Regions from separate parts of the Mus musculus genome. Here regions 1 and 3 are each linked to region 2. The links are chromatin loops, found by intact Hi-C in ENCODE. Cell type or tissue: heart. All regions are shown on one strand.

Region 1 (8,000 bases), 230 kb after region 2:
GGTTCCAGGCGGACGCGAGTGCTGCTGCTGTGACAGGTGACGCCATCTTCTCAGCTGTCTGGCTTGGCATCCTTCTCGGGCGCTCGGGGGATGTCAGGTGTCCGGGTGGCGGTGGGGACGAGGCTTCGAGGTGGATGAAGGATACAGTCCTAATCCTGCGCACTCTCTCTGGCTCCCTGTGTACTCAAGTGGCGTCTACCTGGCTGTCTGTGTCCCGTGGGAAGCCCAGAGTTTTCGAAGATGGTGGCCTTCGATCCCGCAAAGACGGGGTATGGCCTCTGGGAAGGAGGAAGGGTGGGGGGCGGAGATGGGGTAAGCAGATGCTGAAGTGGTAAAACCCCGCCACGCCTTTGTTTCTCTTTCTGAAGACTTCCTTTTCTTCCCCGTACACTTCTATTTCCTAAGTTTTAAGGCATCATAATGGGCCAGTTTTACCAAAAAGTTGCATAAATATGCCATTTCACTTCGCGAGCAGACATAACCGAACGATTGATCAGGTTCTTAGAGGTTTTATCATCTAACTTGAACTCTTCGATGTTTCTTGTGCTTGAAGACGAGGACCGTTAGCTCTACACCACTCACTCTCTTGCCCGGATGTAGATTGCTAGGCAGTTTCTTTGAAGTTCAGATGGGTTTTCTTTACATTGCTTATTGTGGCCTACAAAGTATGCCATCAAAGCGGTACTGAAACCTTTTTACCTCTAAGCAGTACACCTGGTGATAATAAGCCTCCAGGATACTTCTCCCTTTTCTAAGAAATCTTCTATTATGCTACCTTCCTTGCTGTTTTGGTTACTTTGCCGATCACATTTTCAAGTGTTTGTAAATTCTCTTTGACACCTAAGCCACATACTTGAGCATAGTATATATAAATATAACCTGACCAAAGTAAGTAGAGGCCTTCTATTAGTGTTGCCCATAGGAGACGCAGAGCAGTGGCCAGTGGCCACATGAAATAACAGTGTGACCTTGATGTTTATGACAGCTACGTTTTTGCAGTGTATATCAAGCCTTCTTGCATAAATTTCTGGACACAGGACCTAAGTATGCTTCCTTTGGTTTTCTTACTCTGAGATGTTACTTCCTTTAGTATAGGTACGTTGGTCTGTTATCTTACTTTGCCCTTGATTTGAGGTAAAATCCTTGGGGTTGGGTATTTCCCCCAGCAGTGATACTAAGAGTTTTGTTAGTTGTCCTGTCCTGATTTATTCAAAGAAAGATATGCTTTCTAGATTTGAATTTCTTTTTTGGTTATTGAGAAAAAAATTCTTGGTGGTAGCTTATTTAATTACTGATGCCTGTCAGCTCAGTGCCATCCTTAGACTCGATAAGTGTGCATCATTTGCCTTCATCTCATCAGTGACAGAACATTTTAAGTAACTTAATTCTGGTGACAGATTTCCAAGGTTGCGTGTAGAGACCATTCTCTTTTCTGTTACTGGTTAGATATTGCATTGATTCAGCCCTCTAGAAGTTAATTTTAAAAGTACTATTACAATCAACACTTAAAATATTAATATTATTAATACCTTTATTGAACTTTTGGAGGTTCAGTGACATTTTATAGTTTATACTACCATCTGCAAATTATATAACCATCTTTTTAATGTATAACTAACATTTTTGGGATAAACCGGGTATTTATTTTGAAATAAATCAGTTTTTTCTTGTTGAAAGAAAATTAAAATTCTTCCTCCAAAGTATGAAATAGAGAGTAATGTTTTATATTATCTCAAATAAAAGCATACATTGTTTGTTGTATTGCTTATAAAACTACTTCAGCAGGCTTCCTGTTTGGTTGTATGTACTTAATAAAAATCTGATACTGTAGGTAGTAACACCTTACTGTGGAACATACATACTAAAAAGAGCCTTGAAAAGAGAGAGAGCTAAGTGTTCATTGGTGCGGTTTAATGTTATACCATTTACCAAGGTAGTGAATTTGGTATATTAACAGTGTGTGTAGAGATTTTATTCATTTGTTAAATATGTTGCACTAAAGCTGGACATGTATTGTTCTGCCTTGTTTATAAACAGCAGAGAAGAGGATATGCCCATGACAGCATGGAATAAGGACAGATGAGTTTGGCAGGCCAACCAGTTAGGAGTGCAGGAGAAACTATATTGCAGCTTTACATTTAATGTACTGATCTGTCTTACTGAACTGGGTGAATTGATGTGAGTGTTTGAAAGAAAGTAATTACCTTTTGGAGCTTTAGATTCTTTCTTTTTAAAAACATATATAGGTGAATTAGTGCATAGTAAAAGTAACTTTATAAAATAATTTGTTTGGTGTGATGCTGGTGATGAAACCCAAGGTCTCAGCTATGCCTAGCAATCAGCCTCCTTCCCATTGAGCTACATCCCACCCCAGATGTATTTTCTCTTTTTTTATGAGACAGTTCCTCTCTGTGAAGCCTTGGCTGTCCTGTCTTGGGATTCTCTATTTAGACCAGATTAGACTGGCCTTGAACTCAGAGATCTGCCTGCTTCTACACCCCCCCTCCCCCCCCCCAGTGCTCGGATTAAAGGCATGCACCATTATGCCCAGGTAGACCTATTTTATTTTCAGAGTGAAAGAGTTTTCTTTCTCTTTTGAGCTACCTTTTGTTTTGCTTTTTTTTGTTTTGTTTTGTTTTGTTTTTCGAGACAGGGTTTCTCTGTGTAGCCCTGGCTGTCCTAGAGCTCACTCTGTAGACCAGGCTAGCCTCGAACACAGAAATCCGCCTGCCTCTGCCTCCCTAGTGCTAGGATTAAAGGCATGCCACCACGCCCGGCTTCAGTTACCTTTTTAATACTGTCTAGTTTGTAAAATACCATCAGACTACAAATTGAAGTTGAAAATTCTCCCTCACAGTGGTTTTGTGTGAGGATCAGTGCCTCTGTATTTGTGGATCAATTTCAGTCTCATAAGCGACAGTCTGTGGTAGTTTTTCAACCTCAGGTCGACCCACAATTGACTTTCTCCCCTTTGCTTTCCATTCTTTCTGTTTTCACTTGGCTAGCTTGTGCTCTGTGTATACCGCTTGAGTATTTCTTGTACAAGTGACTACTGTCTTGTGTACCTTCTTGCTAGGATCACAAACCCCAAACCTCTGAATTTTTTTAGTAATTCAAATATTTAATTAATTGTATCCGCATGAGGGCCATGTGAGTGCAGTGGCCACAGAAGCCAGAGAGGAAATCAGATTCTTTAGAGCAGAGATTCTTAATTTGTGGGTTGTGACCTTCACAGGGGTTGCCTAAGACTATTGGAAAACAAAGATAATTACATTATGATTCATAACAGTAGCAAACTTACAGTTATGAGGTAGCAGTGAACGTAATTTTATGGCTAGGGGTCACGACAACATGAAGAACTGTATTAAAGGGATGTAACAGTAGGAAGGTCAAGATTACTCTAGAGTTGCACGTGGTGGTGAGTTGCCTGACCGTTCCTGCAGTGAACTTGTTTCCTCTGGTAGAGCAGCATAGGTTCTTAGCCTCTGAGTCATCCTTTTATTTTTTTGAGACAGGGTTTCAGGTAACCTAGGATGGCCTTGAACTCCCTTTTCAAGCAAGGCTGGATTTGAGTTTTGATCCTCCTGCCACTTTCTCTCTAATTACTTTTTGTTAATACATGGTTAGTTCATGTTAGTACCTGGTTTGGCAGCTGTCTTAGTGAGGGTTTCCATTGCTGTGAAGAGGCACCATGACCAAGGCAACTCTAATAAAGGACCACATTTAATTGGGGCTGTCTTACAGGTTCAGAGATTCAGTCCATTTTCATCAAGGTGGGAAGCATGGCAGCATCCATGGCACTAAAGAATGAGCTGAGACTTCTACATTTTTGTTCTGAAGTCAAACAGGAGAAGACTGTCTCTAGGCATCTAGGAGGAGGGCTTCAAAGCCCACCTGCACAGTGACACACTTCCTCTAGCAAGGACACGTCCACTCCAACAGGCCACACTTCCTAATAGTGCCACTCCCTCAACCAAGCCTATTTAAACCAGCACAGAAGCCGTCACGTACTTCCATTTTTTTGATGTAGTGTGAATGGAAGGAAATGATACTAGGAACTGGAGTAGTTACTTTTCTTATTACCGAGGGAGGCCGGGGCCAACTTTCTGACTCAAAACAACTTAAGCAAGGGAGGTTTGTTTTGGTTCACAGTTGAGAGGAATGCAGCCCATAGAGACCTGTTGTTGGGAGTGTTCCAGTCCATGGCGCCAGTGAGGAAGCACAGAATTGGTGCTCTGCTAGCTTTCTTCTTCCCTCTCATTGAGTCCCGGACCCCAGCCCAAGAGAGGTGGCAGTGAACAGAGCTAAGATGTGTGTCTTCTTCTCCACTCTCTAATTTTCTCTCACAGATACAATCAAATGTGTGTCTCATTAATGTCCTCTGTATTTTTAGTTCAGTTAAGTCAGCAAGCATAGGACCAGTACAGATTTCTGGGGGGAAAGATAGAGGTTGGAGGTTGTAAATATAGAGGCAGAAGTAAAGATGAAGATAATGTCACAGAGAAAGACTGATGACAGATTACAGCTACCGGGAGGAGCTGGTGTTCCTAGTGTAGGAGCTACAGGTACAGAGACAGAAGTTGTGGACCTACCAGACATGTCTGGAGGTCCAGTGCTGGTTTTGCTTCCACATTACCATTTTGTTTAACCTGGGGGCTAGCTTTGCTAGGTATAGTCTGCTTTTCAGGCTAACCTTAACATCAGGGGCTGTTAGAAGAAAAGATGCTAGTAAATTTCATATGGATAAAAAGCACCTGACAAGTTACTGGGTTCCAACTGTGACTCATTTGTTCAAAACAACTAGATGCTTGTGATGCTTGAGGTGACAGCTGACAACATATCCTAGTTACAGAAAATATGAGGCAGTAATTGAAATACACTGTCCATACTGTACAGAAGAGCTGCACACAGAATGCTAAGATGAGAGGACTTTGATGTCTCCTTTAATTGGAATAGATGAAGAGTAGGCTTTCAGATAATGAGCGGGGTCTTGCACATTCTGACTATGGATCTAAAGCTACTGCATAGCAGTTACAGAAACAGAGTCAGCCAGTTTTCCTGAAGAATAAATAAGAACTTTAATTGGATGTCTGACTCCATGTTGGAAACTGCATTTTCTTTCCTGCCTACTGTTCTGTCAGTTGTTTCCAAACCTTCAGAAGGAGAAATTGGAGGTGAAAATCCTAAATCCAGGATTCTTATGGAAGCAAAGGTTGGTTGACACCTTTACTCTTCTAGAGAGAGACTAAATATTGTCATTAGTTTACCAAACCCAGCATGTTGCATGCCTGTGTGTTTACTAATAACATACCAGCTTAGAGGCCCCTGGAATGATAAAAGATCTTTCCTACTTTCTTACCACTGATGAGGTTAGAACTCTGGAAATAAAAACACTGCTTTTGGGAAAAAAGGGGTTGGGAAAAACTAAAAAAAAAAAATTTCCCATAGAGGAAAAATGAAGTACAGTTAGGAGCACTGGACATTATACATAAAATGAATGGAAGATTGAAAGATGGAGAAGGAAAGGTAAATAGACTAACTGGCTAAGTCCCTGGGATCTGAAACATGAAGTACAATTTAATTTCCTTTTCCGTTACATGTTCCTACTTTGATGTTGTAGAAGTATGCAACCTAGGGACAGCAAAGGGCTCAGGCAAAGAACAATATAAAACAGAAGAAAGAAAGCAATCAACTCGATTTCTGGCCATGGCAAAAAGTGATGACTCAGCAGTTCAGAGCGCATGTTGCTCTTCCAGAGGATGGTGCTTTGATTTCTAGCAGCTACCTGGTGGCTCACAACCATCTATAACTCCAGCTCCAGGGAATTAAATGCCCTCTTTTGACCTCTGTGGGCACTAGGCATACATGTTGCACACAGGCATACACACAGGCAAAACACTCATAAAATCAAAAGGGGCTATCCCTCTGTAGTGGCAAGGAAATTGCGGGGACCGGTAAGATCATCCTCAGCCATGGCAATCTGAGTGAAAGCCAAAGAGGAGGATGGACTATTGTGCCACCACTCAGAAGTAACCAGGAGTCTTCCTCATGTGACAGAACAGGGAGGGAGCCTTAATTCACTTTCTGCCTTCTGTATTATTCTGGCAGCAGTAAGCAATACTTCTGTTTGTCAAAGCAGTTCTAAGAAAGGCCTGCTGTAACAGTTCCCAAGGCTGATAGCATTATGTCCAAAAGGTCAGAGTTTCAATTAAGCATCAGCTGGTGAATGAAGAACCAGGAAAATCTCAAACTCAAATGAGGGGTGGGGGGAGGGGGGGGGAGAGAGAGAGAGAGAGAGAGAGAGAGAGAGAGAGAGAGAGAGAGAGAGAGAGATTTAAAGAAAATGCTAGCACAAATATGGCACTGATTAGAATTATTGACAGGAATTTAAAATTTACCATCTTAAAACTTTTAAGATCTAGATATAAAATCATGCAGCTATAGACATCCGATTTTTGACAGGTGTCGAAAACATATATTTATGGTGGGAAAACTATGTATCCACATGTAGATTGAAATTAGAACCTTCTACCTTGTCACAATATACTCAAATGAATTAGAGATCTTCATGGAAGATGGAAATTTGAAACTGCTAGAGGAAAACAGTCGAAGATATAGTCAAGAGCTGTCCCATCAGGACTCTTCAGGTGTTTCGGAAATAACAGCAAGGATTGACAGATGGGGCTTCAGTACTTAAAGGGTGCTTCATAGCAAAAGAAGTAGAGTGAAGAGACACCATCTAGAATGTCAGTGAATACCTATTCATCTAACAAAACAATACCTATTCAGAACATAGAGAATTAGATACCAAAAAACCAACCCAATCAGTACAGTTACTAAGTGGGAAAACAAGTTGAACAAATACCTTTTTTTTTTTTTTTTTGGTGTTTCGAGACAGGGTTTCTCTGTGTAGCCCTGGCTGTCCTGGAACTCACTTTGTAGACCAGGCTGGCCTCGAATTCGCCTGCCTCTGCTGGGATTAAAGGCATGAGCCACCATGCCCGGCAGAACAAATACTTTTTAAGGTAATTTTTACTCTGTCTTTTAAAAATTTTATGTGCATTGGTGTTTTGCTTACATGTGTGTCTGTGTGAGAGTGTCAGTTATCCTGGAACTGGAGTTACAGGAGTTGTAAGCTGCCATGTTGCTGGGAATTGAACCCTGGTCCTCTGGAAGAGCAGCCAGTGCTCTTACTTGTTGAACCATCTCTCCAGCCCTAAACAAATACTTTTCAAATGAAGAACTACAGATGGCTAATGTTCAACATCTTTATCCATCAGTAAACTGCAAATCCAAACTAGATTGAGATTTTGTTTCTCCCAGTTAGAATGCCTATTGTTGGCTTTCTTCTTTCTTTTAATTTCTCCTTCATTCTTCTTTTTTGTTTTTGTTTTTTTTTTTTTTGAAACTGTGTAGCTCTGGCTGTCCTGCAACTTGATCTGTAGACTAGGCTAGCCTCCAACTGGGAGATCCTCCTGTCTCGTCTTCCAAGTGTTGGTGTTAAAGGTGTGTGCTACCACCACCTGGCTCTTAGTTGGCTTTCTGTTGCTGTGATAAACATCAAGACTAAGAGCAACTCTGGGAGAAAAGGGTATATTTGACGTAGAGTCCGTTCCAAAGCAGAGACTCAAGGTAAGAATCTGGAGACAGGACTAAAGCAGAGAGTATGGAGGAGTGCAATTTACTGGCTTATTCCCCTTGGATTGCTTATACAACCCAGGGGTGCTACCTCCCACAGTGGCCTGGGCCCTACTACATCAATCTGTGGAGGCTTACTCTCAATTAAGAGTTCTCTTTCCCAGACATGTCTAGATTTGTGTCAAGTTCTATCAACCAGTCCATCTATCTTCAAGAAAAAACAAAACAAAACAAAAACAACAACAAAACAACTCAACCAACCCACCAAATGTTGTTTAGGATGTAGAGAAAAGAGGAATTCTGTATACTGTTGGTGGAAATATAAACCAGTTCATTCACTATCTAAATCAGTGGGAGAGTCC
Region 2 (8,000 bases):
GAGGTGTGGGGGAAGAGAGCAAGGACCAAAAAACAAGGAAGCACACCTAATAATTTTCCCCATTCCAAGAAAGACACCTATACATGGGAAATAAAGCAGCTTGAAAGGCGCAATATTAAGGGGGAATATTTCCAAGTCGGACTTTATCTTCCTTCTCTTCTGGTTTTGTTTTCACATTTATGTATTTATTGTGTGTGCAGAGGTCAGACGATAACTTGCAGCAATCAGTACTCTCCTACCATATGGGTTCTAGGGACTGAACTCAGGTAGGCAGGCTTGAGAGCAAGAGTCCTCAGCGGCTGAACAAAGGGCCCCTTCCTTCCTTTTCTTAAGGGAATCTAGAGGCTTGCTATTCCAATTCCATGCCCTAATAAGAAAATCCATTTCTAATTACAGTAACTGCAGAGAGCGTCAGCTCCAAAACATCAACAAGTCTAACAATGAGAGCAAACTCGCTAGCCCTGGGGGTACATGCTTGTAATCCCAGCTACTGTCAGGTGAGACAGCAAGATAAAGGCCTGGGGGTAACTTAGTGATTTTTTTTTGGCCTTAATTTAAAAAAAAAAAAAAAATTAATTTATTAAAGAGGGTTGGGAGTATAGATTTTGCCTAGCATAACCAAGTACCAGGGTTCAGTCTTCTGAACTGCCAAGTAAATCAGGGGAAAACATTTAAACTAAACTGGGTTCTCATGAATTTAACCCTGTAATGGGCTCACTTACTGTGTACTCTAAAATTAACTCTCACAGAAAAACAAAAACAAGCTACAACAAAACAAGATTTCTTCACATGAAATAATATAAGCAAACTGCAGCACTAACCCTTTTTAACAGACTCACCTCCAACATCTGCATTTTAAGGTTAAAATGATTCAATGGTGGAAATTACAACAAGATACAATTTTTCTGCTTCTACTAATCTAAAATTAAGGAAGGAATATACTTTAATCTCAAAGTATCGACAGCAGCACTGTATGTTAGTTAAATACTGTAAACTCCGCCTTTAACTCTGTAAGAGCAAATGGGCTTCACAGGAATTAACCTCATCCTATGCAGCAGACCATAAAAGACCATCACTTCTCACTAGAAGAAGAGATCCAGACTATAACCCTAGTTCATAGTTCAGCAGAAGTGTGAATGCCCCATGACATAAAAACGACAGTGAGAGGAGTCTATCAGCCCTTTCTTGGCTGCTAACATGAGCCATGTCTAAAAGTGTTTGTAACTCTGAGTGCCTGCTGCTTCTTGAAGGCACTGTTTACTGTAATCACCATTAAACTGTTATACAGACTTTCACTTAACATTCAGAAGTTCGTTTCATATAACATTGTGAAGACTTCTTCATGAAAACAGGTGGTTAAGTGAAATATTTGTTTCCACAGAGTTTAAATACATCTTTGTCAAACTTTGTACATATTTAGGTAAGTCACATATATTTAATTCTTCAAATCTCAGGATTTTTTCTTTTTTACAAAATGGACAAGCCCCCAAAGCATTACTATGAAATTTCAGCTACTTCATTTCAGCTGCTCTTCTACAGTGTGGAAAAATGAATGCAAACTTCTACACCCATTATAATCATCTATTTTCTCTCTGGAGCCTACTCACATATAGTATAGCTCCCTTCTCCAAACTTATATGCTGTCTCAGAACCTGTCTTCTATGACAGAGACACGTGATCAAGACATGAGTAATAAATTAAAATTGCCACCTATAAGGCAGAATATCAAAATTAGGAATTCAGTAACAATAAAAATAGCAAAAAGCAAACATCTGCATGCTTCATGCTTACATCAGTCTTATGAGACTTTTCAAAATTTTAGTCACCAAGAAAGTAAGTTTTTTGTTTGTTTGTTTTTGGTTTTTTTCAAGATAGGTTTCTCTGTGTAGCCCTGACATTCCATCTGTAGACCAGGCTGGCCTCCCTTCCTTTGCCTCCCTAGTGCTGGAATCAAAGGTGAGCTCAGGATAGCTTCTAATGACTAAGAAGCCATGCCGTTCCATATAAATAAGTCAACTCAAGTCACATTAGTTTTCAAAATATGAGATGAAATATATTTCTAACTAGTTAAAGTTTTAAGGGAAAATGTACTAACTAAAAAATAAACTTTCAGAGAGCATTCTACTTTAGCAATTCCCAACAAATCTCCTTAAACTATTTCTTGTACAATTTGATTACAATACTGGATTTTGGTATATTAAGCACGAAGAAAAAAAGCCTCAATTAAATTAACCCTGACTGTAAATAAGAGAAGCCAACCAAGTTAGGGAAGTATAGAAATTGCACATAATATACTAAAAGACCACCAAAAACAAAAACCATCACCCTTTTCTCCTCTTGTGGTCTTGCAAACACCAACTCAAAACAAACTGCAAGTGCATTTTAAATATTCAACTCAATTTGAAAAGGGAAGCAGCTAAATATCCTAAAAGAAACAAATGCAGTTGCTATTGCCTCTATTTAAAACTCCCTTGTTTGACTGTGTGCTACAAACTAATTCCACTGCAGCCATGGGAAGCCCTCCCGTTTGTTCAGTTATGGAAAACTTCAAAGTTTCAGTTTATGATTAAAACAAAGTATTCCAACGCCAGTGAGAAGGTCGCGAATGGAAGGCAGATTGAGATCATTTTTCTCCGGGTCGTTTTCTCACATTTCGAGTCAGTCCAAATTCAAAGCCACCTTACACCAAAAAACGAGGGGGTTAACAAGATTACATTCACTGAAAGTCACAAGATGCAATGACCTCAACTCAACAAACTTCATGTTCTACTATACACCACTGAGAAGCAGGTGGTTAAGAGGTTCCTGGCCGGTTACCATGAGTCTTCACATTTAATTTTTATTTCTTAACTATCTCAAAGTCGGACCCGCTCAAGTCTATCAAGTGTATGGGGGAAAAGGGAGCAGCATTCCAAACACACACTCGAGCAACAGGATCCTAACTTCCTGGTTCTAAAGGAATGCGATTCCCTAATGAGCCACCTCTCCCCGCAGCAGCGAGCGCGGCTGTCTGGCCGGTCTCCGGCGGGACCGAGGGGGGCGAGGCCCCGGGCGCCGCACTGCGGGTCCCCGGGGCCCGCCCGCCTGCCCTCGGGGCGATGGTGGCCTGCGACCCCAGCCCATTCTCCTCGGGCTGCATAGGCAAACCCCCAAGAGCCTGGGAGACGCGGCCTCCGGGAAGACTCTGCACACGTCTCACTTCGCTCCAGTCCTCCCCGGCCAGGGCCGTGTCAGTCAGGTCTGACCCCGGCCCGCAGGTCCTCCCAGGTCCAGCCTACCCCGGGCTATCGGGGCCACAGTCCAGCCTGCCCTGCCGCTCCCTCCGCGGCACTGCCCCTCTTTCTGTCCTCCCCAGCGCCGGCCCCAGCCCGGCCCTGTGCCGTTCCCCTCCCCGCCCGGGCCCGGCCCTGCCCGCCACTGGCCCCGTCCCTCCGGGAAGATGGCGGCCCGGTGACAGGCTGGTGGAGGCGCGGGTCCGAGCACGGGGCGCGGAGGGAGGCCGCCCCGTCGGTGACCGAGGACCGCCCCGCTCACCTGTCAGCCGCCCGCCCCGCCCGACCGGCCGCCCGCGGGCTCGTCGCCGCAGCCCCGGTGCCCGGCGACCGCGCAAAACACGCGGGGACGGCCGAGGAGGGAGACGGCAAGAAAAGGCGGCACGGCCGGGCCGGGCCGGAGACAGCAAAGAAGAGCGGGCGCGGACTTGGCAGCGACGGCAGCCGATCCTTCCTTTTTCGGGCCCGAAAATGTCTCAACCTCGAGACTCCAGATCCCCAACGCTCCTTCCCGTTCGCATGAGAACACACAGATCCCACTTCCGGGGCCCTGCGGAAGTCCCACCCCCGCGCGGCCCCGCGCCCTACCCCGGCGCCCTCACCCACCCGGCCCGCCGACTGGCGTTTGGCGCCCAGGAGAGCCTAGCGTCATGGAGGCGCTGCGTAGCGATTGGCTAAGAGGGGACGCGAGTCCTCCCTTCTACTTCCCCCGGCCTCTCGGCGCGCACCCATCTCGCGGCATCTGTGATTGGCGCGTGCGCGCACGACGCCAATTTCCCCCCCCACACCCCGCACCGCCCCGCGCCGCCCCACCCCGCCCCGCCCCGCCCTGAGCTGCTGCGCGCGCCGCACACCTCGTCTCTCCCCGCCCATTCTGCAAGCCCCGCCCTGTAGCAGTCGGAGCGCCAGTTGTAGGCAGCTTAGCATCTTATGAGCAAGTGCTGGGGTGTGGGGCGTCCCAGGCTGGTGGCGTCCTGAAAGCGCACCCCTCGCTCCGGACCCGCTGTCCCCAGGACCTGGACCCATGTCCGGCATTTCTCTACAGCTTCCCCGACTTCAGTATGGGACAAGAATGATTTGGATAAGCAAAGAAACCTGCTCTTGTCGCTTCCCAGAGAATTGAAAATACTAAAACCCTTCTTTTATCGATTTTCTTTTAAAAAAAAAAAAGAAAAAACGTATATTACATTTACTTTACTTAAAACTTGCTGCCTACTTATCTGCGTTTATTCGCCGGTTGCTTACTGTCTATAATTCATTATTCGAAGCCATACGAATTTTTCCCGAATGAAAAAGCTCTCTTGGAACAATATCCATGGTTACCATACCATACCATACCATACCATACCATACCATGGTTCTGCTCATTGGTTTCTAGGAACATTTTTCAAATACTGAAGAGTGCATTTTGGAAGAACCATCTTTGACTCTCCTGTATTGGGTCTTTTTTGTGGGAGTTTCTTCTCTTCCTCCCTCTGGGTCTTGATGCTCAAACTCTTGGTGTTTACACTTCAGAGCAAAGGCCTTAACCAAGTGAGCCACCTCACCCAGCCTCTATGTGACACCTTGTTGCAGTTACTAGGCTTAAGACTGTTTCCTAGTTAACTATTTCACAGGCATTCTCACAGTATTTAGTCTCATAGTAACTATTCTCACGGTATTTCTTCTTCAAAGACCAGTTCTCACTATTTTTACACAGGCTGGCTCCCTCGCATTGATTGTTTTGCCTCCCACCTCCCGAGTTGGAAGTACTGCCTGGCACTATGTGCCCTACTCATTGACGTGTCTCTAAAGATAATAAATTGTAAGTAAAGCTTGCCTCTGGTACTGGAAAGAATATACAACATTAGTACTATTAATGCTTTTCCCTTCCCTGGTAGTTCTGCCTGCTGTTAACACCTCGGGGTATTTGGTGTCCGTAAATGCAACTGGTACACCTAATCCAGAGTACCAACAGGTATGTCCTTCAAATATATCTTCTCCATCTTGTCAACAAAGATCTTCATGGCTCCTTGTCTTTCCTACAGGATAACATTAAGTACTATTGCATAAAAAGAAGGACTTTCACAAACTAGTGAAAACGGTCTATTTCCTTTCCTACCCTGTAGATTGAGACACCCTAACTTTCCAATTACATTAGTGTACTAAGAATTCTTAAGACATTGGGTGAGTCAACTCAGTCTATGCTAGAATAAAGCACAGCCTATACAAAGTTTTTACTGAGAACCAAGTCAGCATTTAATAGGTGTTTTTTCCTATAAATCCCCTGGGATGTGGTTCAGTGATAGTGCCTGCCTGACATATGAAAGGCCCTGGCTTCCATTCGTAGCATGGAGAGAGAAGGGGAGAAGGGGAGGAAAGGAGAGGAGAGGGAGATAGAGAGGGAGAGATGAGAACCTACGATCCAGAGCATCTTAGGTCCTAATCACTATGATTCTGTTTCCCTCATACGCCTACCCTCTACTTCTGATCTACTCTTGCTTATCTCCCCCCACGCCCCCCCCCCCCCGCCCCTTTCCTGTGATCCTATCTCCCTTCTAGGTCCTCTCTGTACTTTGTAGTTCTAGTAAAGACTTAGCAATCAGAGCCAGATGCAATGGCTCTCACCTTTTGCTTGAGCAGCTCATGGAGGTGAACCAGATGGATCACTGAACTCCAAGCACTCCTGGGGAGCGTCAGTGTGAAACACTGTTTCAAAAAAATAACTGAAACAAGATATCCATCCAGTCACTACTATCCCCCTTTTTAAACTTTTAAACACTTCATTTTCTTTTCTTGTATGTGTATATGTATCCAAAAATAATAGAGTTAATGAGGGAAAGGGGAACTCTCTTCTTCACACACACACACACACACACACACACACACACACACACATACCCCTTTTAGGTAGAAGGGATTGATTCTCATGTGGGAATTAATTTGTTCCTTTCATCATGTTGGGTCCCAAGGATTCAGCTGAGATCATCAGAGTTAGTAGCATGGGCCTTTGCCAGCAGACTATCTCAGTGTAATTTGCAACTGGCACCACAATGCTACCCCACCCCAGTTAAATGGTAAGTACTAGCCAAGGAACTGATAAGTGCTTTTGCCAGCTGATACACTGTGTTGTTCATATGCCCATGGATCTTCCGCTGGAGCACAGGAAACTTGCCAATGACAACATTCTCAAACAACAACAACAAACAAACAAACAAACAAAACCAGTAGCTCCTCAGTAAGTGGTGGGGCCTGGAGATCACTTCCCATCAATACCAGAATTTTGGCTACCTTAATCTTGTGCAGGGCTTATGCAGATGACCACAGGTACTGTGAGCTCATGAGTGTGCATAGCCATGTCATGTACAAAAAGTAATATTTCACACTACTCTTCCCATTCTCTAGCTCTTACCTTCTTTCTGCCTCCTCTCCTGCAATGTCCCCCTAAATATCCCTTTTAGGACACCTAAGCTCTCTGTCTCTTATCCTTAGTACTTAAGCTATGCATACAACTATCCATTGACTGCAACCCACTTGGGGGGGGGGGAGAGCTTCTCTGACTAAGGTGGAGAGCAGCCCAGGTCTATGAATGTAAACATAAACATTTAGAACTTATTTAGACAGTGTAACCATTTAGCAGAATAATAATGGCAGCTTCTAGCCCACAGCCTATGATCTCCCCAGCTAGATTCACTAGCTTTTGCCACAGGCATGATATTCTCTCCACAGAGATAGGACTCAAATCCAATCAGAAGGCTGTTAGTTCTCTCCTAACAGCCATGCCAGTATTATAGCAGTGGGCTTATCCTGCTCAGTAGGTCAATACTGTAGTATGCAAGGTCCAGTGCTAGGTAAGACTCTTGATGCCTTTCCTCCTCCAGCAGCCTACATAGCACCTTAGCCAAAAAATAAGACATTTTCAAGTTGGATTAGCACTGGTTTCTCTGTGCCATGCAGCCAAAGTGTGTGGCGTCCTCAGCAATAGGGTCTTACCTTGAAACTATGTTAAGTGACCAAGGGCAATGACAGTTACCTATGTTCCTTTGGGGACCTCTGGGGCCTCCCTAACCAATCACTCGTAAGGAAGCATTCCATACCTTGGTAGTAAGGCTCTCCTTTTATAACTCATGTCCACCCATGCAGAGAAGTTCTATTCAAACACTCTTTTGTTAAGGTGTATTTTAAAATTATCTTGCTAACTAGTGAGTTTTCATATGGCTTTCAATTTCTAATCTAGGCATAGCAGTCCACTCAGGAATCCCAGCACTGGAAAGACTGAAGGAGGTGGTCCCAGGTTTGAGGCCAGTCTAGATTTTGCTTTTAGTCAAAGATACCAATGATGCCCTGGACTACAAAGGGAGGCCCTATCTCAAAACACAACATCAATTCTAACTCTTTCCAGTTATGGTTGCCCATCAATTAAACAAATATTTTCTAAGAACTTCCTTTGTGTTAAGAGACTCTATTGAGTTCTGGGGCCAGGAGAAGAATCCTGAAGAGAAAGTAACAAGTAGGAAAGAGAATAAAGGATTTTTGAGAGGAGGATCCCAGCCACCTCGGGAAGGAAACAGGAGTGCTAGGTAACCCAAGGGTGAAGGGGCTGCTCACAAGCCTTCCTCAGAGAATGAGCACCAGTTGGGAAGCTAGAGGCAGGCTAGTCCTGTTCGGTGAGTCAAGATTTTATTATGAGGCAAGGAAGAACCCTTAAGAAGCTTTTCTCAGACTTGCTACAGACTTTTTCATACCATA
Region 3 (8,000 bases), 200 kb after region 2:
TCATTCTCTGGTGATTCCTGAACCTTAACAATACTACATACATGATTATAAAAATTTAAGGCAGAAAGCTGTTTCTCAGGATATTCAAGTAAAATATGCTCAAATTCACTATGTAGAAAGTACATTATTAGGGCTAAAAAATGAAAGGAAAAGTCTTTTTAAAAAAAGTTTACCTTTGCAAGTTAATCAAGATATGCCATCCCGGGCTGGCGAGATGGCTCAGTGGTTAAGAGCACTGACTGCTCTTCCGAAGGTCCCGAGTTCAAATCCCAGCAACCACATGGTGGCTCACAACCATCCGTAACGAAATCTGATGCCCTCTTCTGGAGTGTCTGAAGACATCTACAGTGTACTTACATATAATAAATAAATAAATCAAAAAAAAAAAAGATATGTCATCCCACTAGATTTCTATCCCTGGTACCCTGGTAAGGGTCCAACGGATGAGACTGATCCAACCAGCATCTCCAAGGAAATAGAGACAACTTTCACTAGGATTTATTTTAGGTGTGCCCTGCTATGTGTTTCTTCCATTAGAAGGGAAAGCCAATGTTCCCACCACCGTCCAGTAGAGTAAGAACAACTAAACACCTTAACTATCCTTCAGAACTAACACATCTACCTTAAATCCTAAGGTCAGAGGTAGTTATGTTTTGGGAGAGGGATACAATTCCTTATTTTAAAAGATGCTGGTGCTAAGGAGTTTACTGGGTCCTGCTGTTTGTACACATCATGCCCTCACAGGAGTCTAGCAATACAGCAGGACCTGACACTGGCACTTACAGAGTCCCAGGCTACAGACTAATGTTAAGCGGAATAGCCACTAGCTAGCTAAAGCTACTGGGAACTAATCATGTGTAGCCAGTCAATTCCTAGAAAATAAAACTACAAGTATTTTACCTATGTTAAAGGTTTATAGCATTTATCATGTTTAAGATATAATACACAGATTAACCATAATATCCAGATATTAACAAGCCAGACAATATTAAAATAATTTATTTTTAATTTTCAATAAATTCTTGCAACATAGTCATATCCCCAATGATAAATCAACTGTTCAGAGTTAGCAAGAAATTAGGTTTATAAAATTTTTATAAGAAAAAATGTATCCATTATGCAGCACTTAAGAATAAAGCTGTCTAAAGAGCTCAAATGTGACACACCTGTGGCAAGTTTTAAAAGAACATCAATCAAAACACAGTATCAATATATGCCTATTCTATAACCTCAAAATCTTAATATATGCCTATTCTGGGACATCAGTCTAGTCACTGTATGTTTCCTCAGCCCTACTCCTTCCCACTTCCACCTCTAAAATAAGCCCTGATCATAGAACAGCGAGCCCGTTACGGGACTCTTGATTATCACCCATTCAAATTCTGGTTGTTGCTGGCCATGTGGTACACTCCTTTAATCCCAGTACCTGGGAGTCAGAGGAAGGTGGATCTCTGGGTTTTGAGGCTAGCCTAGTCTACAAATTGAGTTCTAGAATAGCCAGAGCTACACAGAGAAAGAAACACGCCCCCACTCTTCCCTAGATTTTCTTTTGTTGTTGTTGTCTTAAAAAGGGGTGCTAATGCTACTAAATTATCTAACTCAAGCCAGACCCCCTACAACAAGAGGATCCAGGGCCAGCCATGGTAGAGTCAAAGGTTTTCTCAACTTTTTAAAGTAGAACTCACTCACACATTATGACTAACCATCTTTTTCACTAGGACTATAAACAGATTTTGCTGAATAGCTAATCAGTTACCATTACTACCAAAAGTAACAGTTACCTTTAAGTAGTAAAATAATAATTTCAGGATGGTTAAAGCACAAAATCAAGTGAGAATGACAAAAATTAGTATACAGAACTGGCCTTTTAAATCTGTGGGCCAAACATCCAAGGGCTCAAGCAACTGTCTATTAATATTTGATCTGTGCCGCACATGCAGACGTCTCCTTATCATAAAGCATAGTACAACTATCATTTACAGGAGCATTTACGCTGGGTTGAGTGTCATGGCCACGCCAGAGACGAGGTGAAGTGTAGTCAGTAATATGCAAATACGATACCTTCTATCGACTTGAGCATCCAGTATTGGTTATACAGGGTTCCTGAGATTAATCATCCTGTCTGAAGACCGAGAGAGAGAGAGAGAGAGAGAGAGAGAGAGAGAGAGAGAGCGCCATATACTTCCCTCTGAACCTGCTCTGCCTGTTGCTGCTGTTGTTACAATTATCTTTAGGGTTAGGGACTCAACAACCCATGACATCATGCCTGCAAGGCAATCATGGTACACTGAGCTGTCTCCTGAGCCCTGCCCATTTAACCTCTTAGTGCTGTTTCAAAGCAGCTGCTCAATTTTCTGATGTATGATAAAAATCTAAAGATATAAACAACACTTGACAATTAGCAAAGAGTTCTGAAAGTGTCTATCAAATGTAAAATATGAGTTCTAGTTACTTCCTCAATCTTGTCATAGCCAGGTATTTGGACAGGCTAAATTAAGTTTTACTTATGGCATAATTTTGCAATAACCTCACCTAAATATCTTTTACAGACATCAGTGCATATATATGGGATATATGATATAAAACTGTAAGCTAGTTGAGTTTTTCTTTTCTCAAAACAAATTCTGGTTGTAAAATACCTATGTATCATATAAGAGGGCCCAATTTAAAACCAAACCAAACCATTCTTACCAGGTAGAAAATTTTTCAAATCATTTACACATTCACAATCTATGTATTTTCTCATGGTCAACAAATGGACTCAAATGGTTTAAGTTATCCCACCATTTGAAGAGGAAAGTATCTGCAATTATCTTAAACCACGGAGTTAACTTAATTTCACCACTGGCTGCCTTCTTCAAAATTTCTCTGACTTCTTCCTTTGATACATAGCAATAGCTTTTAATCTCGTTGGGATCTGGATTCAAGGTTACATTCTTCCTCAGAAACAGAATGTAATCAACTTCATGTTCACCCCAGATACCATCAGATTGGGCCTTGTAGTAAATTCTTGTTAGATAATCCATTTCATTTAGATCAACCTACAAGAAGAAAAGATAAATCAGTTAATAATACTACTGATGAGGTCAGGCAGAGGGGTGCATGTCTTTAATCCCAGTACTCAGGAGGCAGAGGTAGGTGATTCTCTGAGTTTAAGGCACAGTGAGTTCCAAGCTAGCCAGGGATGTACAGTGAGACATGTCTCAAAAACCAAACAAACAATAACAGAAACCAAAGAAAAGGGAAAACTGACTCGTGACAAAAGATAACCTAAAATTAACATATCTCAAGAATATCTTATTTTTTAAATGTATTTTTTGTGTATGAGTGTGTTGCTTGCATGTGTATCTGTGTACCAGGTATGTGCCTGGTGCCTTAGGAGACTAGAAGGAGGCAACTGATCTCCTAGACCTGGAGTTGCAGAGGAGTGTAAGCTGCCATGCTGGTGCTAAGTGTTAAACACGGGTCTCCTGGAAGAGCAGCCAGTGTTCCTAGCTGAGCCATGTCTCCAGCCCTCTAACAGTATCCTGAATGACAGCAGCACAGTTTTACAATCAGAGCTTTTAAATATATGGAAAAATTATTACTGTCTTGAGTGTCTCAATTTTTTTATTCCTGAGACCAAACACAAGTTAATTTGTTTTCAAAATATTAAAAAGTACTCAAACTAGAATGGAGCATCCTTATTTTAAAATTGCTGTTACAGTAAAACATTCAACTGCATCTGAGACACTTTGTCTGAATCCTCAAAGAGGACAGTTTAGTCAGGCCTGGTGGTGTACTCCTTTAGTCCTAGCATGTTGGCTGGAAGCTGAAGCAGGCAGATCTCTATGAGTTCAGGGCTAGCCTGGTCTACACAGTGAGCTCTAGGCTAGCTAGCCCTAAAATTTGTTTCTTAAAATAACAGTCATAGTTTTGTTCAAGTCTACGAGGCTGGCTATTATAATTGATCAAATCAGCGATGAATGTTTTCTTGTAGACATCCTTAGAAGCATGAACCACAATCGGAATGAGCTGATTTCCCTGGAATTGTTCTTTCTAAAAACGTTTTCTATCTATGTATGTATCTTTCTGTCTGTCTATCTACATTCCTACCAACCTTTCTAACCTATTTTTGAGGCAAAGTTTTACCATGTAGCCCTGGCTAGCTTAGAACTCTCTTAAGTAGATACGACTGACCTGCAATTCTGAACCAGCTACCTCTACCTCCTGAGGGCTGGAATTTAGCTCACTGAGGGCTTGCCAAGCATGGATGAAGCCCAGGGTGTATACTTGTATTCTCAGCGCTAGGAGACTAAAGGCAGGCAGATCATCACCTCACGGTTGTCCTCAGCTACAGCTCAAGTTTAAGGTTAGCCTGAGCCACATGAGATCCATGGACTCTCAAATATAAATAAATAAATAATAAAATAAAATAAAATAAAGAGGGTGGCCAGAAAGATGGCTCAGGAGTTAAAAGTGCTGTCTTGTTCTTCCATAGGACTATGGTTTGAGTCTTAGCATTCACATGGCAGCCAATACCTGTCCTTAACTCTAGTTCCAAGGGATTCAACTCCCTCTTTTGGCTTCCTCTGGTACTGCATGTAGATGGCCCACATGAGACACATGCAGGAAAAAGACACAAAGTAAAAATAGGTATTATTATTATTATTTAAAAAAGAGGCTGAGAGATGGCTCAGCAGTACCTACCAGAAGATCCAGATTTGGTTGCCAGCACCCATGTGGGGATCGAACACTCTCTTTTCTGGTGTCCTTGGGCACCAGGCATACATATTGTGTACATAAATGTTGGCAAAATGTTCATACATATAAAATAAATTAAATCTAGGAGGTATTTTTTAAAAAAGAGTGAGATAAAAATTTAGCTAGATTTGGAATGTGGGCCAATAATCCCTGCATTTAGGAGGCAAAACCTAGCATTTGGTTGGAGGCCAATAAGAGCTGGGCAGCAAGGCACTGTCTCAAAACCCAAGACAATAAAAATGCACATAGTAGTTCTTATTGAAGGGCTAATACAGTAAATCCGGAAGTTAAGAAACACAGATCATATACTACTATAATCTCAGCAACTGGGATACTGAGGCAGGAGGATCAAGAATTTAAGGCAAACTTGGACTACATAGTTAAATTCTATCTCAAAACAAAGTTACTGGCCTGGAACTTAAGGAAGAACACACACCAAGAATGTACAAAACTCTGGGTTCCACTCAAAGCATTGCTGAAAATTTCTTTCTGGTAATTACCCAGTGTCTTAACATGCCTGAGTTTAGGCTGCAGACTGTGTAATAGTAGTAAGAGCGGGTACCTCTTCCAAGGGTATTCCCAACTCGGCTTTCAAGCGCCGCTTTGCTGCTCGCTTCACACCAATGGCGTTGTTCTCTTCCAGCTCGCCTGGGTTACTTAATGGATGACTACAGCAACTATTGGTGAAACAACCTGGGAAAGAGTAATATGAACAAAGAAGAATTTTTTCCCCAATCCTTGAAAGACCGAGGAAAAACTTTCCTAAGTAATCAGATAAATAGAATTTTAAGTTAATTATAACAGGTTTCCAGAAGTATTTTCTAAAAGACATTTATGGGTAAGTTTTAAAGCTTTCTTAATCAAGATCAAAACACAGAGATAATTCAGATTAGATTAGACTCAGTGGATAAGGTTACTTATTATAAAATACAAGTGAAGCCGTGTGCCTGGCTGATTCTTTTAGATGTTGGCTCAAAAAAGTTCAGTCGGATTAAATAGTTCCCAGCAAACTCTACCTTATTCATTAAGTATACCAACCTGGAAAGGTAATTTTAGCATCTGATCTCTGCTGTAACAGGAGCTTATTTTCAGTATTAAACAAGAAGACACTAAAAGCTCGATGTAATAATCCTAAAAGCAAAACAAATATGATTGGTCAGATTTTGCCAGCTATTTGTCTGGTTTTCCCTCCTGAAGTTGAGAATATGATTATTCTCAATCATATTTTGACAGTTCTGCTGCTTCCCAGTCTTCTAACATGAAGTTCTCTGTGGCTGAACCCAGACCATTTGGTATCCTGCTGTGTGTGTGTGTGTGTGTGTGTGTGTAGGATCATATTTTCCTTCAATACCTACTCCTCTCTCTAATCTTCTGAAAGACAGACTTGAGAACTATGATAATATCTATTCCTTCTTTATGATCCCCAAATAACTCTGAAGCCACTTAGTGGAGGGAAATATTACAGGAGAGGTAGAAAGGTAGATTTTACTTGTACACACCATTTAACTGGAATGAAAGGTAAGACAGCATTAAGAAATGAATCTCTCAGTACTTGGGGGGCAGATGTCTGTGACAACCAGCCAGTCAGAGCTATACACAGTGAGACCCTCTTCAAACCCCAGAAGAGAAAGCATTCCTTTCATCTCAGGATTTTTCTTAGCTAAATGTCCAGACAAGTCACTTTATAACAAAGAATACTTTAAGACAGTACCTTTGTCGATGTTTTCATTAAGGTGACAGTTTTTCTTGGTGTCAGCCCCAATTTTATTGTCATTTTCATCAATAAGAATACACATCTCCGCTAGAAGCTGAACCTGTTTTTCATCAAGATGGCTGGTATTTATTTCAGGCATTGTGACAGAATGTCTGATCTGACCTAGAACACTAACACAGAGAAAAGTCATTGTATTAGTTTGACATTCTAACACAAACACTGTTAGAAGTGAAAGTGGACTTCAATTACAACATTCATAAACTAATTTAAAATCCTCTCTAGGGCAGTTTTCAAATGTGAGCAATTTGTAAACTTTCTGAAATAACATCTTGAACTCCTAATGCCAGGATATAAAGAATGAACTTCAGAATCACAGGATAAAGTGATATTTTCTCACCCACTTAAAGATGTTTAAAGTACAAATGCACATCACCGAACTCAAGAAAAAGATCTAGACACATAACGAAGACGCGTTTCCATCTCTTTATAAACCCACGTGGACGTTTACCAACCACAACACCTGCAAAGCACTCTTAAACTAGAAGAAAGCTTAGGGGTAGACCTATTTATTCATTTTTGGAAGAAGACAAGTGAAGTACTCCATACTGGAGGGAAGAACAGATTTTTCTCAGGTCCCTTTTTATAACTCAACTCCCCAAGGGCTATGAACCATTACATTTCACGACTGCTGAATCGCTCGTCAGGGAGTTTCCATGGACAACCCTGAGAACCCGATGGGACTCAGTCGGCCACCCAACGCTTTCCAGGACCAGGCACCCAGCCCCGAACGTCAGAGGCCACCATGGCGAGTCAAGCTGGGAAACCGCATCACCTCAGCCTCATACAGCCACCCACCCTTCTTGGTCCCCTCTCGCCATCCTTCCCCAAATAGAAGGGAGGCTTACCAGAGATTCCGGCTGCAGGTGCTGAGAAGCTGTGCGGAGAGCTGTACTTCAATCCTCTCCGCAGCATGCTCCGCCTCCAGGCCCCGCCCTCTAACAGCATATCCAATCGCTCGCGCCAGTGTCCGTCCGCGCCACATGCCTCCAGCCAATTGCCAATCTAGCACAAGCCTGACGTCACGGCCGCGCCAGGTTAGCGCGCGGTGGCACCACTTGCCCTGCGTGTGGCTCTGAAAGAAGCGCTGGAGGTCTCCAGGAGTGATTGCGGCCCTGGGACCCGAGCGAGGGTGTTGGCGACTCCCAGTGGACAGCTGAGACGGCCCGCACGTCTAGCTGCTCCGCGGTGGGGAAGCTTCCTTTCTGGGGAGGCTTCTTGAGGAGGGTTCGACCTGTCGGTCGCCAGCCAATGGCACCTTGGACCATGCCCGGGCTCGCCAATCAGCTGGAGGCAAGGCTAGGGCGGGTCCCTGACTCTCCTTGAGTGTCTGTGCGTGATGATGTCAGATGCCTTGAGAAGCGCGCTCTGACAACTACAGTTTTCTCACTGGAATTCCTGTGGGTTGGTCTTGATGGAAATTAAGAAAATTCAAGAGATCATTGCTAATGGGTTAGTTTGGAAGCTTTACTCCTGCCTTCTCAAC

Evidence for each region. Peaks named below come from ENCODE experiments on the same cell type or tissue, not always from the same donor. Only the 100,000 strongest peaks of a DNase experiment are listed, where the experiment ranks them.
Region 1: it touches region 2 in a loop (3-fold over the local background); 3 of 42 quality-filtered maps call a loop at or near these places.
Region 3: it touches region 2 in a loop (2.8-fold over the local background); 14 of 42 quality-filtered maps call a loop at or near these places.

What each region holds. Positions count from the first base shown.
Region 1 is chr13:8,862,906-8,870,905 of GRCm38, reverse strand. It overlaps Wdr37 (WD repeat domain 37), which reads left to right. Exons shown (of 14, transcript NM_172445.3): 1 at 1-36. Among named protein-coding and RNA genes, the nearest start is that of Wdr37, 4.1 kb to the left of the region's middle. In heart, no CTCF peak of the experiment used is centred here; a DNase peak (open chromatin) is centred at 4,055; H3K4me3 peaks cover 1,220 bases; H3K27ac peaks cover 1,075 bases.
Region 2 is chr13:9,089,715-9,097,714 of GRCm38, reverse strand. Larp4b (La ribonucleoprotein domain family, member 4B) reads right to left here and starts at 3,834. Exons shown (of 18, transcript NM_172585.3): 1 at 3,535-3,834. In heart, no CTCF peak of the experiment used is centred here; DNase peaks (open chromatin) are centred at 3,224 and 3,914; H3K4me3 peaks cover 2,811 bases; H3K27ac peaks cover 2,299 bases.
Region 3 is chr13:8,885,359-8,893,358 of GRCm38, reverse strand. It overlaps Idi1 (isopentenyl-diphosphate delta isomerase), which reads right to left and starts at 7,753. Exons shown (of 5, transcript NM_145360.2): 1 at 7,363-7,753; 2 at 6,455-6,627; 3 at 5,782-5,874; 4 at 5,306-5,436; 5 at 963-3,041. The coding sequence starts at 7,499. The coding sequence ends at 2,724. In heart, CTCF peaks have their summits at 4,570 (motif pointing left) and 7,627; DNase peaks (open chromatin) are centred at 7,518 and 7,708; H3K4me3 peaks cover 2,088 bases; H3K27ac peaks cover 1,146 bases.